Regions from separate parts of the Homo sapiens genome. Here all the other regions are linked to region 1. The links are chromatin contacts, found by Hi-C or POLR2A ChIA-PET in ENCODE. All regions are on one chromosome and are shown on one strand. Each heading gives the region's core, a stretch centred on a gene start or an enhancer-like site at or near the end of the contact. The rest is flanking DNA. Distances are from core to core; before and after follow the strand shown. Region 1 overlaps WNT3 (Wnt family member 3). Region 2 overlaps WNT9B (Wnt family member 9B). Region 3 holds the start of WNT9B (Wnt family member 9B).

Region 1 (2,630 bases), core at 131-2,630:
GGCCGAGCGCGCGTCCGGCCTGTTCTCGCGCGCATCCGCGAACTCCCTGGACACTAACACGCCGAAGTCAGCGTCCTCGCTGCAGCCGCCCCACTTCCAGCCTTCGCCAGGCGGCCCCTTATGATGCGAGTCACAGCCGCAAATGGTGGAGGTGCCCTCGGCGCAGGAGCGGGTGACGGCGAAGGCCACGCCGGCCGAGGCGATGGCGTGAACGAAGGCCGACTCGCGGGTGGCTGCGGGGAGGTCGTGGGGAGGCAGCACTCAGGACCCGGCCTGGGAGCGCCTGCCCTGCCTCCACCTCCCAGGCCAGGACGTGAGGGGAACGAGGCCAGGAAGAGTTGAAGAGCTCACCAGCCCTGAGGCAAGAGGGAGGCAGCTTCCCCACCCTCTTTGGCTGGTTTAGACCCAGTTGGGTATTCCCACTTCACCGATGAGCAAACTGAGGCCCTGGGCTGCTGATTAGCTCAGGACCTCAAATGCCACAGGGCAAAGCAGTGCCTGTTAGAAACAGGCGCCGACACCAAACCTCTGGCAGGTTGCTGCAGAGATAAGGCAGCCACTTCTGTCCTGGTCCCACACCCCCTGCCCTCCACCTTCCCAAAGTCCAGAGACCACCCTGCACAGGCCTGAGCCCTCCCACGCCTGAGTGAGATCCAGGTCTGTAAGGAGGGAGGCCTGGGAATCTACAGCCTAAACCTGCCCAGGCCCACCCCTTCCGCACGTGGATGCATAGGGACGGCCCCTCTCCTTTTCTCGGTCTCAGTCGCCCTTTTTGTAAAATGGACACGGCTTCCCTCCGCTCCTAGAGCCCCTCACCAGGAGGGCAGTGGCCCGTGCCTCAGTCTCCCCATCCCCATTCTCCTGCCCTCACGCCCAGGCACGGCCAACTCCCTCCCAGAAGGGTAGGGACACCGGGCAGTTCCCCTGGTTCTGTCCCAGGGTCCAGCGCAGGGAAAGGAGAGACTCTCAAGGGTGTGCTCCAGCCTCCTCACAACGGTCATCGTCTCTGCATGTGCTTCATTCACATGGAAAGTTTTACTCATTTTATAGATGTGGACATTGACGATTAGGGAGGCCAAGGCCTGCAAGACCTGCAGCCCAACCATCTCTCTCCTCATGGCAGGACCCGGGAGCCGGAGGTGACTCGCCACCTGACACAGGCTGTGAAACGCCGGGCCGGCCTAGTCGGCAAAATTGGTCATAAATGTGACCAAATTTATTTAGAAGCCAGGCGCCCGCCTCCCCTCCTGGGCTGTGGGCCGAGTGCTGCAAGAAGGAAGCCCGGGACCCCTCTTGGCTCCCGCGGCCGCTCTCCGCGGCCCCCACGCCCTCCTGCGCCACCTACAGAGGGGCCCGTCCCACTTCCAACGACGGGAGGGCGAAGAGTGCAGAGCTGGTCCCGCCCGCGCCCCGCGCCTGCGCTGCCAGGGCCGACCGAGGACGGCGGCAAGGGGGCCCGACGTCCCGCGTCCAGTTGTGCTCCCGGCCTCGGGGTCCCAGCCGCGCCGCTCACTCGCCCCAATCCTAGACGCCCCAGCCCTGGGGGCGCCTCGGGGAAGAGGGGCCGAGGGCGGGTTCACAGGGCGGGCGCCCCTCGTTTCCGGCCGGCCTGCGGCCTCTCGCGGCGGCAGCGGCGCCCGGGCCCCGGGCCGCGCTGGGTTCCCAGCCCCGGGAACGCGGGGGCGGCGGGGGCGGGGCGGGGATTAGCCTGGGAGCGGCGCTGACAGCCCCGCTGTGCCTTCCCCGTCCGGCGGGGCCCGCTGGGCCGCTCAATCCGCCTTTGTTCGCGCGGTGTCACACCGCATTACCCGCATAATGCGGCCGCCGGGCCCGGGCCGCCGGGCCGGCCGCCACCGCGTAGCAACGGGCGGCTCCCGCGGCCGGGCCGCGCCCCCGGCCCCGGCGCCGGGCCGCGAAATCCCCATTGAAGCGGCGCCCCCCGCCCCCGCGCCGCGCCGCGCCGCGCCGCGCCGAATGGCCAGAGGGCGTGTGAATGGCGCGGCGGCCGCGCGGTGGGGGGGCGGTGCTCGGGCGCTTTTCAGGCCGCCCAGGCCCCTCCGGCGCCCGCCCCCGCCCCTGCCCCCGCCCCCGCCTGGGGAAGCGCCTCGGGCCCGCCGCGCCGCCGCCGCGCCTCGCCCCTTCCGGCCGCCGACCCCGCCGCCCCCAGACTCGCGGAAGACGCGCGCCCCGGGCTGCCCGACCCGCTGCGCCCCGGGTCTCAAAGCGCGGGGCAGAGATTAACCCTTGGCCGCCCACGCGGCGGTGGTGTGGGGACTCGCCGGGGGCGGGGTGCAAACGTGGGGCCGGAGCTGGGCGCGAACCTGGGTTCAAGGTCCGGGCTCTGGGCACCGACCGGGGCGCGTATGCGCTCGCGGCGTCTTCCGGGATGCTCTCCTCGCCGCCGCCAGCAAATTCCCAAACTCTCGGGCACACATCGCCCCTCCCCCCGCAACCCAAACCTGTCCTCGGGCCATCTAGGGACCGGGGCGTGTGCCAGAACCTACGGTGGTGACTTAAAACGTTCAACGCGGAGTGAATGGGTAGCGCTCCCAGAGCCGCTTTCCCCTGGCTCTTGGCCGGAGACGGGAAGAGCGATCAGAGGTGACTCGCTTTTGGGGAGCGCGTCTAGA
Region 2 (3,034 bases), core at 353-2,852, 110 kb after region 1:
CTGCAGCAGCCTGTGCTGCGGGCGGGGCTATGACACCCAGAGCCGCCTGGTGGCCTTCTCCTGCCACTGCCAGGTGCAGTGGTGCTGCTACGTGGAGTGCCAGCAATGTGTGCAGGAGGAGCTTGTGTACACCTGCAAGCACTAGGCCTACTGCCCAGCAAGCCAGTCTGGCACTGCCAGGACCTCCTGTGGCACCCTTCAAGCTGCCCAGCCGGCCCTCTGGGCAGACTGTCATCACATGCATGCATAAACCGGCATGTGTGCCAATGCACACGAGTGTGCCACTCACCACCATTCCTTGGCCAGCCTTTTGCCTCCCTCGATACTCAACAAAGAGAAGCAAAGCCTCCTCCCTTAACCCAAGCATCCCCAACCTTGTTGAGGACTTGGAGAGGAGGGCAGAGTGAGAAAGACATGGAGGGAAATAAGGGAGACCAAGAGCACAGCAGGACTGAAATTTTGGACGGGAGAGAGGGGCTATTCCATCTTGCTTCCTGGGATGAATGGCTTGGAGCCAGCATGTTCTTGGGAGGTGAACTGCTGGGCTAGGAATGCCAAGGCAGGCAGTGCCAGCTGGAAGTGAAGGCGGGAGCCTGGCTGAGATGGGTCAATCGGGTCCTGTGGCCCTGCTCAGGTGCAGTGGGCTCCAGGTGTCACACACCTCCACCACTCCCCTGGTTTTGCTGTGCCAGAGATGGGGAGAAAGCACAGGTGGTAGAAGCCATCCGTTCAGAGAAAGGAGAGCTTTCTGTGCTTGAGTGGACCCGAGTGAGATCTGTGCCCTGGAGCCCTGTGTCCTTGATTTGGCTTTTCAAATATGCCTCCGCTGAGGCCTCATTCTTGTCTCGAGAGCTGGGTTATGCACACTCACCCAGCCGTGCTCAAAACTACCACCAGTGCAGGTAAGACAGGTGGGAGAACTAGCCACCAAGGCGGGACTCAGTGCACCTGAGGTTGAACAGGGAGACAACGGCCCCTCCCTGTGTTCCCTGCTGGCCAAAGGAATCTTCACTCCCAGCGCAGAGGAGGAGGGCAACAGCTTCCTGGTGCCTGGCAGTGACGTGGCGAGCTCAGTTTCTCAGCTGGCTCTTGAGTGAGCTTTGGTGACTTCCTGTGGCTGGGGCCTGCCTGGTCTGTGACACCCCCATACCAGCTGAGTTCACAATACTGAAGAACAGCTGGCTCACGAGCTATGACTTGAAGTTACATTTCTATTCTTGTGGCTGCTCATCTAGTTAAGGCTTTTGCCCTGGCTGGGGTTATAGGTGCTTGAGTCCTTGCTAAGCCTGGCTCCTGGGTAGCCTCCTTCAGTTCCTAATGGCCTCTCACTTGGCCCTCACTTTGGCTCTTACTTGAGGAGGAGACGTGACTTTGATAATTTCCTCAGATCCTGTGGACATTTTCAGCAGCACCTGCCAAGGCCCTCTGTGAAAGGAGGAGAGACTGGTACCTCCACACAGGCACACATGGATGCACAGCCCCTGGACCAGGCTGGGGGTTCCTGTTGCACATGCCTCTCTTGTTCAGGATGAAGACCTTGCAGGGGTCCCCTTGCTGGAGGCATTGTACTTCCCCAGAGTGGGGCCCGATGCCACCCAGGAGGAAGTGACTTCTTTCGGGAAGCCCTTGGCCACTTTGCTGGCCCTGCCACGCCCATCTGTCAGCTTCCTTTCTCCCTAAACCTAGAGTTGCTGACCCTTCACCAACACAGGAAATTTCAGAATCAGCTGAATGCTCAGAAACCTCGCCTGTGCCAGCTCCAGGACAAAGGCCCGCTGACTGTGCCCTGGCCAACTCCCTGAGACCTCCAAGGGCGAGGAGGAGCTGCCCAGTCTCCAGTGGATCAGGGCAGTCTGCTGGATGCTGGAAGGATTTTTGACTGCAGAGGCCCGGCTGAGAAGCCAAACTGACCTGAGCCCCTCTCGTTAAAATGACATTGCTGACCCAAGCACCTGGCCCACACCTTGGCAGCAGGAGAAAAATGGGGAGAGGGCTGGTTTTCTCCTTTCTTCCACTTCCCCACAGCATGGAGATTTTCTCTGCCTTCCCAATCCATCTTGCTCCTCCGAGACCCCAACTCTGCCTCCACCCAGGCTCAGTGCTGGGCGTAAGGCAGCAGGGACCTCACTGGCAGAGCAGGGGGCCTGGGAGCAACGTGGAGGCCAGAGCACCCTGATCCACCAACATGCCACCTGCATTCTGACTTCATGGCTGGCAGTGCCAGGGTCGTGGGAGGGCAAAGGGCAGGCTCTAAGGCATCTAGGCAGTGGCTGGCTGCTAACATGGACACCCCAAGTCAATGGCACAGTGCAGGTTCTGAGGGCTCCTTGGCTTGTGGGGTCTTCTCTGTCTGTCTCTCTCCCTCTCTTCTTCCTTGCTCTCATCCCTTTCTTTTCCAGTTACCCCTGAAGACCCACCTCGGCCCTCTTGGGGCCCCTGGGGACTAGAGTGACCACTGACCCCTCATTCTACAGCTTTAAGGGAAATGCTCACAGGGTATTTTTGTCTACCTCAAATATATAGTTTTTAGAGCAAAGGAGAATAATTTATATAGCTAAGATATATGAGAAAGTATTTATATTATTTATATAGTTGCTATATTTCACAGACAGCACAGGTGGGGTTTGTGTATTTTCCCGGAAACCCTCTGTCTGGGGAGATACAGCCTGACCTGACCGGGTCCCCCACTGAGCAGGAGGCCGGGTCGCTGGGAAGGAGGACAAACCTGTATTCCATGACTGGGTCTGTCTCGGAGCTGGTAAGCACATGTCCGCTCTGTGATGAGCCCTGGTGGGCTCCATCCAGACCCTCCTTGTGATGTTTTTGTAGATTTTCTGCCCTTCTGGGTCCAGGCCCCCTTCTTCTGCTCTGGCAAAAGTGTCTTACTCATAATGATAATGACAACGAGAATTCCCACACCTGGCATTTGTAAAGCACTTTGCTATTTAGAAACAAAAACTTTTACCCCTTTCATCTCACTTGATTTCTCCGTTATCTCTGTGAGGTAGGTGGGGCCACATTACTGTGGCCATTT
Region 3 (3,034 bases), core at 216-2,715, 80 kb after region 1:
GGGATTACAGGCATGAGCCAACGTGCCTGGCCAGCATTTAACATCTTACCTGCACAAAAATCCTGTTAGATATTTCTCATCATCCATATTTCATATGGGGCTCATAACTTACATGATTTGACTCCAGGTCTCTGCACATTACATTGGGCCATGTGGCCTCAATAAGTAGAACCATGGGATTTGATAGGGCTGGCAGAGCTGTTAGGAATCATCAGATCATGTAATCACTGCGCTCATTTGACAGAGAAACTGAGCTCAAAGAGGCTCAAAGAGGTGGGGGCTTCCTCTGTTAATGCCACCTAACACGGTAGCCACCATCTTCCCAACACCTCCCTCAACACCTCTCTCAGCCCCCTACCATGCTGGTGTCCACTGAAAAGCCAAGGTCGCAGTCACTTGATGTTCCCTATGCATGGCTGATTTTTTGGAAACTTTACATGCAGATCTTGACATTCATTGCAAGTTATATTTTGTTTTGCTTGATTTGACCCCGTGTTCGAGACTCTCAAAAACATTTTAAATCTCACTTGGGTCATTGGTTGTATGTCTCCTTTCTAGACAGGTACCACGCGCCGCTTTGATCTCTGCACCTTCGCAGCAGAAATTGGGGTTAAACTTTAAAAAATAATAAGCAAAACAGAACTTTGGGGCCCAACACTTGAAGTTCCCACCCTATCTACCAGAGATTCTGGCATCTACACACCTTGGAAAGTGGGTCCCTCCTCCCGCAGGGCTCTGTCTGCCCCACTGTCCACTTTGGATTTCTGCGCTGGGGAACATCAGCAGCATTTTGTCAAAAGCCCACGGAGGCCCACGCTGCGCGCCTCGCCGGTAACAGTCACTCTCCCGTTTAAAAACAGAGCGCCCTTTCCTCTCTCCCCTCTGCCCAAGACTCTTTGCCTGGCAACAGGGTCCCCTGAGCCATTGGACATGCATTTCCCCCGCTTCCAGAGAGCGGTTCTGCACCAGGACCCGGCCCTGCCCTGAGTCTGCGGGCTGCGGCGAAGAGACCGCACTTGCCCGGCAGGAGGGCGGACAATGACCCGGGTTTTCCACCGACTCCAGATGCGTCCCTCCTCCTACCCCTCCACCTTCTCTACCTCGGAGAAGCCATTGCGCTTGCCTCCGCCCCATCCCGGAGAGGCAGAATCTCCTCCGTCCCCGCCTCGTACCCTCCTCCCCGCCTCTCCAGGCCCGGGGGGCTTCACGTTCAGCCACCGCGACCCCGGGCGGGCGCGGCGCCAGGTGAGCGCTCACCTGGGGCCGGAGGGCGGGGCAATGGGGGAGGGGCGGGGGCGGTCCAGGGGCGGCTGCCCCACCCGCGACGGGGCGGGGCGAGGGCGGTGGGGCCAATGGGGCGGGGGGCTCGCCGCCCGGGGCTGGGGAGCCTCCCAATCTCCTCCTTTCCCAGCGCCGCCTGCCCCGCCCCACCCGGGTTTAAAGTCCCGCGGGCGGGTGGTGGCGGAGCTGCGAGCTTGAGCGGCGCGAGGAGATGCTAGAGGGCGCAGCGCCGCCAGCACCATGCGCCCCCCGCCCGCGCTGGCCCTGGCCGGGCTCTGCCTGCTGGCGCTGCCCGCCGCCGCCGCCTCCTACTTCGGGTCAGTGCCCGCCGCGCCCCCCGCCCGCTCCCCGGCCTGCCTGTCTCTCCCTCCTGCGCTACAGCTGGGCCAATTTTTCCCTCCCGCTGTCCTTGGCCCCGCCGAGGTCTCGAACTCAGACCCTAGCCCGGCGCGACCCAACCCACTTCGCAGTCGGAGTTCGCGCCCTGAGTTCGGTCTCCAGCTTCCCCGGCTCCGAATCCATCGCCCTGTTCAGTGTCCGAGTCTCTGGTCGCCCCCCAGCCGCCGCTCTCCTCATCCCGCCGGGTCTCGGACTCTGCGCACGCCTCGGACCCTGGCCCCGTCCGCCCCGGCCCCGCCCGTTCAGGCGTCAGTCCCGCTCTCTGATGCCCTCTCGGGATCCTCACGCCGGTGCCCTGTCTGCCGCCATCCTGGCCTCCGGCGAGCCGTCCTTGCCTCGGACTCCTTCCCCACCCTCCGCCTTCGCCCTGCGGAGCGGAGACCGAGAGGGCTGGGTGGATGGGTGGGACGGGCTGTTCCCGGTCTCGGGGCAGAGGATCGTGCGCGTCCAGGGAGAATGGGGGAAACCTCGGACGGTGAGAGCGCCAGCTGGAGACGCAGGAAGGAACCGTGCGCTGGGGAAATGCGACCACATCTCAGACCTGGCATGGGGTGATTTCTCAGGAGAACACTGGAAAGAGTGAGAGGGCCCAGTGTGTGTGTGTGTGTGTGTGTGTGTGTGTGTGTGTGTGTGTGTGTGTGTGTACATGGTTGGAAAAGGAGGATCACAGTGGGGGGTGACACCTGGGGGACAGTGGGGTAGGTGACACTGGGGAGAGAGCCGGACAGGAACTATGTGGGGAATGTTTGGAGCAAAAGTTATAGGGCAATTGTTTCCAGTCCCTTCTTCTCTGACCCTGAATTGCAGGGATTTGGTGAGGGATGGGGGCGGGTATCATGGGTAAGAAGGCACCTTCCCACCATCCACCCAAAGCCAACTCCAATATGTACAGCCTGTTACTTTAAGCCTTGCCTCCTTTTAAAATCTTCACCCCAAATCAATAGGAGGCTTACAGTCTGAGTATATACAGCAAAGGCAAGAAAACACCAAGCAAGTGACCTGCTAGAGGCTGCTTTGAAGAAGTAGCCAGGGAGAGGTATGTAAAGGTCTGAGAAGTTCTGCACAGGTTGGAGTAAGGGCTGTGGGCTAATTTCCAGGTCATGACCCCTGGTGGAAACATGTCTGGGCTGTGGAGGAGGGTATCATCCCAGACCCTAGCTCTGGGCTTAGCTTGCTAATGATATGGGAAGACCACTCAGTCTCTGGGCCTCACTTTCTCCTTTTGTACAAAGAAGGGGTTGAACTTGATATGACTGATCCTTTTGCGATCCACCCCAACAGCAGTGCACAACTTGTTTGTTTCCGAAGATTTCAGGCTTGAAGGAATGGTTGTTCCCTCGGCAGGCAGGATGTC

Evidence for each region. Hi-C counts contacts between places; a loop is a spot of excess contacts on that map. ChIA-PET counts read pairs that join two places held with the same protein, here RNA polymerase II (POLR2A). Pooled maps may share reads with other maps.
Region 2: a loop to region 1 is called in a pooled map, with 2.8 times the contacts of the local background. The contact joins two enhancer-like sites. A Hi-C loop is called at or near these places in 1 of 50 pooled maps. POLR2A ChIA-PET finds 5 or more read pairs at or near these places in 2 of 52 experiments (H1 and Panc1).
Region 3: a map of GM12878 shows a loop between it and region 1 (2.4-fold over the local background). The contact joins the promoter of WNT9B here to the enhancer-like site in region 1. A Hi-C loop is called at or near these places in 9 of 168 maps with a recorded cell type or tissue (GM12878, HCT116, Jurkat and 6 more), 1 of 37 single-sample maps with no recorded cell type and 3 of 50 pooled maps. POLR2A ChIA-PET finds 5 or more read pairs at or near these places in 4 of 52 experiments (A673, HepG2, K562 and 1 more).

Annotation. Positions count from the first base shown.
Region 1 is chr17:46,769,816-46,772,445 of GRCh38, forward strand. WNT3 (Wnt family member 3) reads right to left here. Exons shown (of 5, transcript NM_030753.5): 3 at 1-233. It also overlaps a transcript of LRRC37A2 not described here. Among named protein-coding and RNA genes, the nearest start is that of WNT3, 48 kb to the right of the region's middle. RefSeq lists an enhancer at 2,188-2,630. Within about 2 kb of position 1,381, at least 15 of the 41 ENCODE cell types and tissues checked have a DNase peak (open chromatin) inside an H3K27ac peak, as active enhancers do; they include A673 and heart right ventricle, where a contact is called at or near this core.
Region 2 is chr17:46,876,574-46,879,607 of GRCh38, forward strand. It overlaps WNT9B (Wnt family member 9B), which reads left to right. Exons shown (of 4, transcript NM_003396.3): 4 at 1-3,034. The coding sequence ends at 145. It also overlaps a transcript of LRRC37A2 not described here. Among named protein-coding and RNA genes, the nearest start is that of WNT9B, 27 kb to the left of the region's middle. RefSeq lists enhancers at 1-446, 1,756-2,255. Within about 2 kb of position 1,603, at least 7 of the 41 ENCODE cell types and tissues checked have a DNase peak (open chromatin) inside an H3K27ac peak, as active enhancers do.
Region 3 is chr17:46,850,118-46,853,151 of GRCh38, forward strand. WNT9B (Wnt family member 9B) reads left to right here and starts at 1,466. Exons shown (of 4, transcript NM_003396.3): 1 at 1,466-1,598. The coding sequence starts at 1,522. It also overlaps a transcript of LRRC37A2 not described here.